Linked DNA regions of Homo sapiens: region 1 is linked to region 2. A link is an interaction called in ENCODE POLR2A ChIA-PET data of the cell type or tissue named here. Cell type or tissue: HepG2. All regions are shown on one strand. Each heading gives the region's core, and the rest is flanking DNA. Links, peaks and the distances in the headings are about the cores only.

What was found. ChIA-PET counts read pairs that join two places held together with the same protein. Peaks named below come from ENCODE experiments on the same cell type or tissue, not always from the same donor. Only the 100,000 strongest peaks of a DNase experiment are listed, where the experiment ranks them.
Region 1: POLR2A ChIA-PET joins it to region 2 with 16 read pairs; 2 of 35 experiments call an interaction of 5 or more read pairs at or near these places.

The regions. Positions count from the first base shown.
Region 1 is chr16:30,149,475-30,152,387 of GRCh38, forward strand. No RefSeq gene overlaps it. Among named protein-coding and RNA genes, the nearest start is that of MAPK3, 28 kb to the left of the region's middle. In HepG2, for the core only: no CTCF peak of the experiment used is centred there; no DNase peak of the experiment used is centred there.
Region 2 is chr16:30,497,147-30,500,059 of GRCh38, forward strand. It overlaps ITGAL (integrin subunit alpha L), which reads left to right. Exons shown (of 31, transcript NM_002209.3): 16 at 1,928-2,088; 17 at 2,192-2,343. It overlaps ITGAL-AS1 (ITGAL antisense RNA 1), which reads right to left and starts at 2,408. Exons shown (of 2, transcript NR_186415.1): 1 at 2,218-2,408; 2 at 1,284-2,005. In HepG2, for the core only: no CTCF peak of the experiment used is centred there; no DNase peak of the experiment used is centred there.

The DNA of each region.
Region 1 (2,913 bases), core at 175-2,674, 350 kb before region 2:
TAATACACCATAATTTTAGAATAAATGGAAAAAAGCAATTAATCATCTCAATAAATGCAGAAAAAAACTTTGACAAAATTCAACATTCTTTCGTAAGAAAAAAACCATGCAACAAACTACAAGTAAAAGACAACTTCCTCTACCTGATAAAGAGCATCTGTGAAAAACCCACAGCTGACATCATACTTAATGGTGAAAGTTCCTGACAGATCAAAATAAGACAAGGAAGTCCGCTCTTACCACTTTTATTCTGTATTGTACTGGAGATTCTAGCCAGGAAAATTAAGCAAGAAAGTGAAATAAAAGGCATCTAGATTGGAAAGAAAGAAGTGAAACTATCTATAGATTACATGATCTTGTATATAGAAAATATACAAGATCCAAGGCCGGGCGTGGTGGCTTATGCCTGTAATGCCAGCATTTGGGAGGCCAAAGTGGGCAGATCATTTGAGATCAGCAGTTTGAGACCAGCCTGGCAAACATGGTGAAACTCCGTCTCTACTAAAAATACAAAAAATTAGCTGGGCATGGTGGTGCACACCTGTAATCCCAGCTACTCAGAGTCTGAGGCAGGAGAATCCCTTGAAGCTGGTAGGCAGAGTTTGCAGTGAGCTGAGATCGTGCCACTGCACTCCAGCCTGGGTGACAGAGTCAGACTCTGTCTCAAACAAAACAAAACAAAAACAAAAAAAGAAAATATATAAGATCCTGTAAATCCTAAGGAACCCACTAAAAAATCAGAACTTTAATCGCCAGGGAAATGCAAATCAAAACCTCTGAAGAAAAAACACAAACTGTTTTTTTTCTTGGCTCTCACACCACAGTAACAATCACTACAGAAGTCTTCTGTGACCGGGCTGGGTGCGGTGGCTCACATCTGTAATCCCAGCACTTTGGGAGGCCAAGGTGGGTGGATCACGAGGTCAGGAGTTCAAGAACAGCCTGACCAACGTGGTGAAAACCTATCTCTACTAAAAACACAAAAAGAATAGCCAGGTGTGGTGGCAGGCACCTGTAATCCCAGCTACTGGGGAGGCTGAGGCAGGAGAAATGCTTGAACCAGGGAAGCAGAGGTTGCAGTGAGCAGAGATCACACCACTGAACTCCAGCCTGGGCAACAGAGTGAGACTTGGTCTCAAAAAAAAAAGAAAAGAAAAGGAAAAGAAAAAAGAAAAAAAAAAGAAGTCTTCTGTGACCAAATGTTGGGGGGAACTCCTGCCAACACCAAGCAAACAACCAATTCTCCAATGGACAATTCTGAATTGAGTGTCCTCCAATTCAATTCCAACACTATCTACCTGAAGATAGCATCAGATCCCACAAGTTGAGGGTTCAATCCCACAAGACTGCACCCCTACACACACCAGAACTTCTGACCGACTGGCTTCAAATTGGGGTTTCCATGATTCCCTCTTTTTTTTTTTTTTTTTTTTTTTTTTTTGAGACAGAGTCTCCTCTGCCACCCATGCTGGAGTGCAGTGGCAGAGATCTCAGCTCACTGCAAGCTCCGCCTCCCAGGTTCATGCCGTTCTCCTGCCTCAGCCTCCTGAGTAGCTGGGACTACAGGTGCATGCCACAACGCCCAGCTAATTTTTTGTATTTTTAGTAGAGATGGGGTTTCACTGTGTTAGCCAGAGATGGTTTCGATCTCCTGACCTCGTGATCCGTCCGCCTCGGCCTTCCAAAGTGCTGGGGTTACAGGCATGAGCCACCATGTCTGGCACAGCTCTCTCTTTAGTGAGAGTGGGGACTTCTGAGAGGAAAAGACCAGCAGGTGGGGGATGTGCCATATTTTATAGTCAGATTTGAGGATGTGGTGCCTGATTTACATAGGACTCACAGATTGGTTTGATCAAGAGTGATATTACATAGCATGCAGGGAAGGCTGGCTGCCTCACCCTAATCATATTATGCAAATGAACTTTCCCCTTGGCCTTCGCCATCTTGTCTGCTCTTTACTGTACACGTGGCTGACAAAGAGAAGGGAAGATGGAGCCACCATCTTGAACATGATTGGCACAACTGCCAACATCTATGTCTGCAGCTCGATTTTACAGGCTACTCTTCGTTAGAAAGGAAAATAATTTGGGGCTGCTTTTCATTAAAAGGAGAACCTTACCAAAGACTTCTGTACCCTTACTATCTGCCTAAGTAATTTCTTCTTAACTCCTGTATGACCTCCACATGGTCAGCTATCCGGAAGCTCCCTAAGCCCTGTCCTTTTGGCCTTTTATGGAGACTTAATTGGATAGGCATGACTCAAGCATGGACAAATGTGTAGAAAGGTGATTGGTCAAAAAGGGCACGATCTAATACTAATACCCTGAATGGGGAACCCCAGCAAGGCCCTTGTGTTCAGCAACTCCTTGGCCTCTCTGTGCAGCTTTCCTTCCTCCAGGGTATGGGCAGGAGTCCTACCGAAATGAAGGTGTCATCAACTACACTCAGACAAGGTATGTCAGAGAGTTTCTTTATGGCCAATTTCAATACAGAAAGGTAGGGGAAGATTCCTGCCTTGGTGAGAAAAAGAAGCAGGTGAAAGGAGAGCAGGAGAAGGTCAAACAGAGAGAGAGAGTTTTTTTTTTTTTTTTTGAGACGGATTCTTGCTCTGTTGCTCAGGCTAGAGTGCAGTGATCTCCGCTCACACTAACCTCCGCCTCCCAGGTTCAAGCGATTCTCCTGCTTCAGCCTCCTAACTGGGACTACAGGCGCCCGCCACCACACCTGGCTAATTTTTGTATTTGTAGTAAAGACGGGGTTTCACCATGTTGGCCAGGCTGGTCTTGAACTCCCGACCTCGTGATTCACCCACCTTGGCCTCCCAAAGAGCTGGGATTACAGGCATGAGCCACCACACCCAGCCAAGAGATTCTTTTTTCAATGAGGCCTGCTTCAGAGGATTGCAGCACTCCA
Region 2 (2,913 bases), core at 317-2,816:
ATCCTGGCTAACACGGTGAAACCCTGTCTCTACTAAAAATACAAAAATTAGCCAGGCGTGGTGGCGGGTGCCTGTAGTCGCAGCTACTCGGGAGGCTGAGGCAGGAGAATGGCGTGAACCCAGGAGGCGGAGCTTGCAGTGAGCCGAGATCGCGCCCCTGCACTCCAGCCTGGGTGACAGAGTGAGACTCCGCCTCAAAAAAAAAAAAAGATTAACAGGGTGTGGTGGCTCATGTGGGTAATCCCAGCACTTTGAGAGGCTGTGGCAGGAAGATTACTTGAGCTCAAGAGTTTGAGACCAGCCTGGGCAACACAGTGGGACACCATCTGTACTTTTTTTTTTTCTTTTGAGAGAGAGTCTTGCACTGTTGCCCAGGCCAGAGTGCAGTGGTGCGATCTTGGCTCACTGTAACCTCCACCTCCTGGGTTCAAGCGATTCTCCTGCATCAGCCTCCCAAGTAGCTGGGATCACAGGCATGCACCACCATGCCCTGCTAATTTTTTTGTATTTTTAGTAGAGACGGGGTTTCGCCATGTTGGCCAGGCTGGTTTTGAACTCCTGACCTCAAGGGATCCGCCCGTCTCGGCCTCCCAAAGTGCTAGGATTACAGAGTGAGCCACCGTGCCCAGCCCTTTTCTTTTTTTTTTTTAATTGGCCAGGTATGGTGGTGCATGACTGTAGGCCCAGCTACTTGGGAGGCTAAGGCAGGAGGATGACTTGAGCCTGGGAGGTCGAGGTTGCAGTGAGCTGTGATCATGCCACTGTACTCCAGCCTGAGCTACAGAGTGAGATCCTACCACAAAAAAATAATAAATAGGCCGGATGCAATGACTCATGCCTGTAATCCAGCACTTTGGGAGGCCGAGGTGGGTGGATCATTTGAGGTCAGGTGGACGTGGTTGTGGGGGCCCCTCTGGAGGAGCAGGGGGCTGTATACATCTTCAATGGGAGGCACGGGGGGCTTAGTCAGGAGTTCAAGACCAGCCTGGCCAACCTGTTGAAACCCCATCTCTACTAAAAATACAAAAATTAGCTGGGCATGGTGGCATGCGCCTGTAATCCCAGCTACTCGGGAGGCTGAGGCAGGAGAATTGCTTGAGCCCAAGAGGAGGATCTCAAAAAAAAAAAAAAAAATAGGAGCCAGGCACTGGGGCTCACTCCCGTAATCCCAGCTACACAGGAGTCTGAGACAAGAGGATCGCTGGAGGCCAGGAGTGTGAGGATGCAGTGAGCTATGACTGCACCACTGCACTCCAGCCTGAGCAACAAAGCGAGGCTCTAACAACAACAAAAGCTGCAACTTTATTATGAAGCATAATAAAATTCATGCAAGCATCACTGAAGGCTTAAACATAAGCATGAAAGTAACTCAGTATGATTTCTCTTCCTAAGAGCTTTCTCTTCTTCATGGAAAATGGGTCAGAGGCTGCTAGAATGAACTGGGAGCCCTAATTAGTTATCACCATTATTGGCCAGGCATGGTGGCTCATGCCTATAATCCCAGCACTTTGGGAGCCCAAGCCGGGAGGATTGCTTGAGCTCAGGAGTTCAAGACCACCCTGGACAACATAGGAAGGTCCCTTCTCTACAAAAATTTATTTAAAGTTAGCCAGGTGTGGTGGCACATGCCTGTGGTCCCAGATCCTTGGGAGGCTGAGGTGGGAGGATTACTAGAGCCTGGGAGGCCGAGGCTGTAGTGAGCTGTTATCATGCCACTGCACTCCAGCCTGGGCAACAGGGTGAGACCCTCTCTCAAAATAAATAAATAAAAAGTATCATTATTATTTTCCTTAAGAGGAGACAGTGACATGTTGAGGTCTGCTTTAGGGAAGGAGAGTTCTCTGGCTTTGCTGGCGGGAGCCCCACATCTGAGGGGGGACGTGCAGTTGGGTTGGAGGGAGAGAGTTGGTTGCCTTCTGCCCTGCAGCTCCCGGCCCGTGGTGGATATGGTCACCCTGATGTCCTTCTCTCCAGCTGAGATCCCAGTGCATGAAGTGGAGTGCTCCTATTCAACCAGTAACAAGATGAAAGAAGGAGTTAATATCACAATCTGTTTCCAGATCAAGTCTCTCATCCCCCAGTTCCAAGGTCAGAGCTCTCCTCCTGCTCCCAGGGCAGCTGCCGCCCCAAATCCAGGCTTATGGCCTGGGATCCCCCACCATTTAACTCTTGCCTTTTCCGCCCTGCCCAGGCCGCCTGGTTGCCAATCTCACTTACACTCTGCAGCTGGATGGCCACCGGACCAGAAGACGGGGGTTGTTCCCAGGAGGGAGACATGAACTCAGAAGGAATATAGCTGTCACCACCAGCATGTCATGCACTGACTTCTCATTTCATTTCCCGGTAAGGGAGCCAGCGCCAATGCTCTGGGATGAGCTACCTGCAGGGGCAGGCTCAGCTCCGTCACTGTCCAGTGGGTGACACGTCACTTCCATCCCTCTGTGCTGTCACTTCCTCTCCTGTGCAATGGTAGTAATAACACCCTTAGCATATTTTCTTCTAGTGTTTTTTTTAAATTATATATATATGTGTATATATATGTATATATATGTGTATATATATATATGTATATATATATATATATATATTTTTTTTTTTTTGACACAGAGTCTCGCTCTGTCACCCAGGCTGTAGTGCAGTGGCACGGTCTCACTTACTACAGCACGATCTCGGCTCATGGCCACCTCCACCTCCTGGGTTCAAGCAATTCTCCTGCCTCAGTCTCCCGAGTACCTGGGATTACAGGCACCTGCCACTATGCCTAGCTAATTTTTGTATTTTTGGGAGAGATAGGGTTTCACCATGTTAGTCAGGCTGGTCTCGAACTCCTGACCTCTGGTGATCTGCCTGCATTGGCCTCCCAAAGTGCTGGGATTACAGGCATGAGCCATCGCTCCTGGCCTATTTTATATT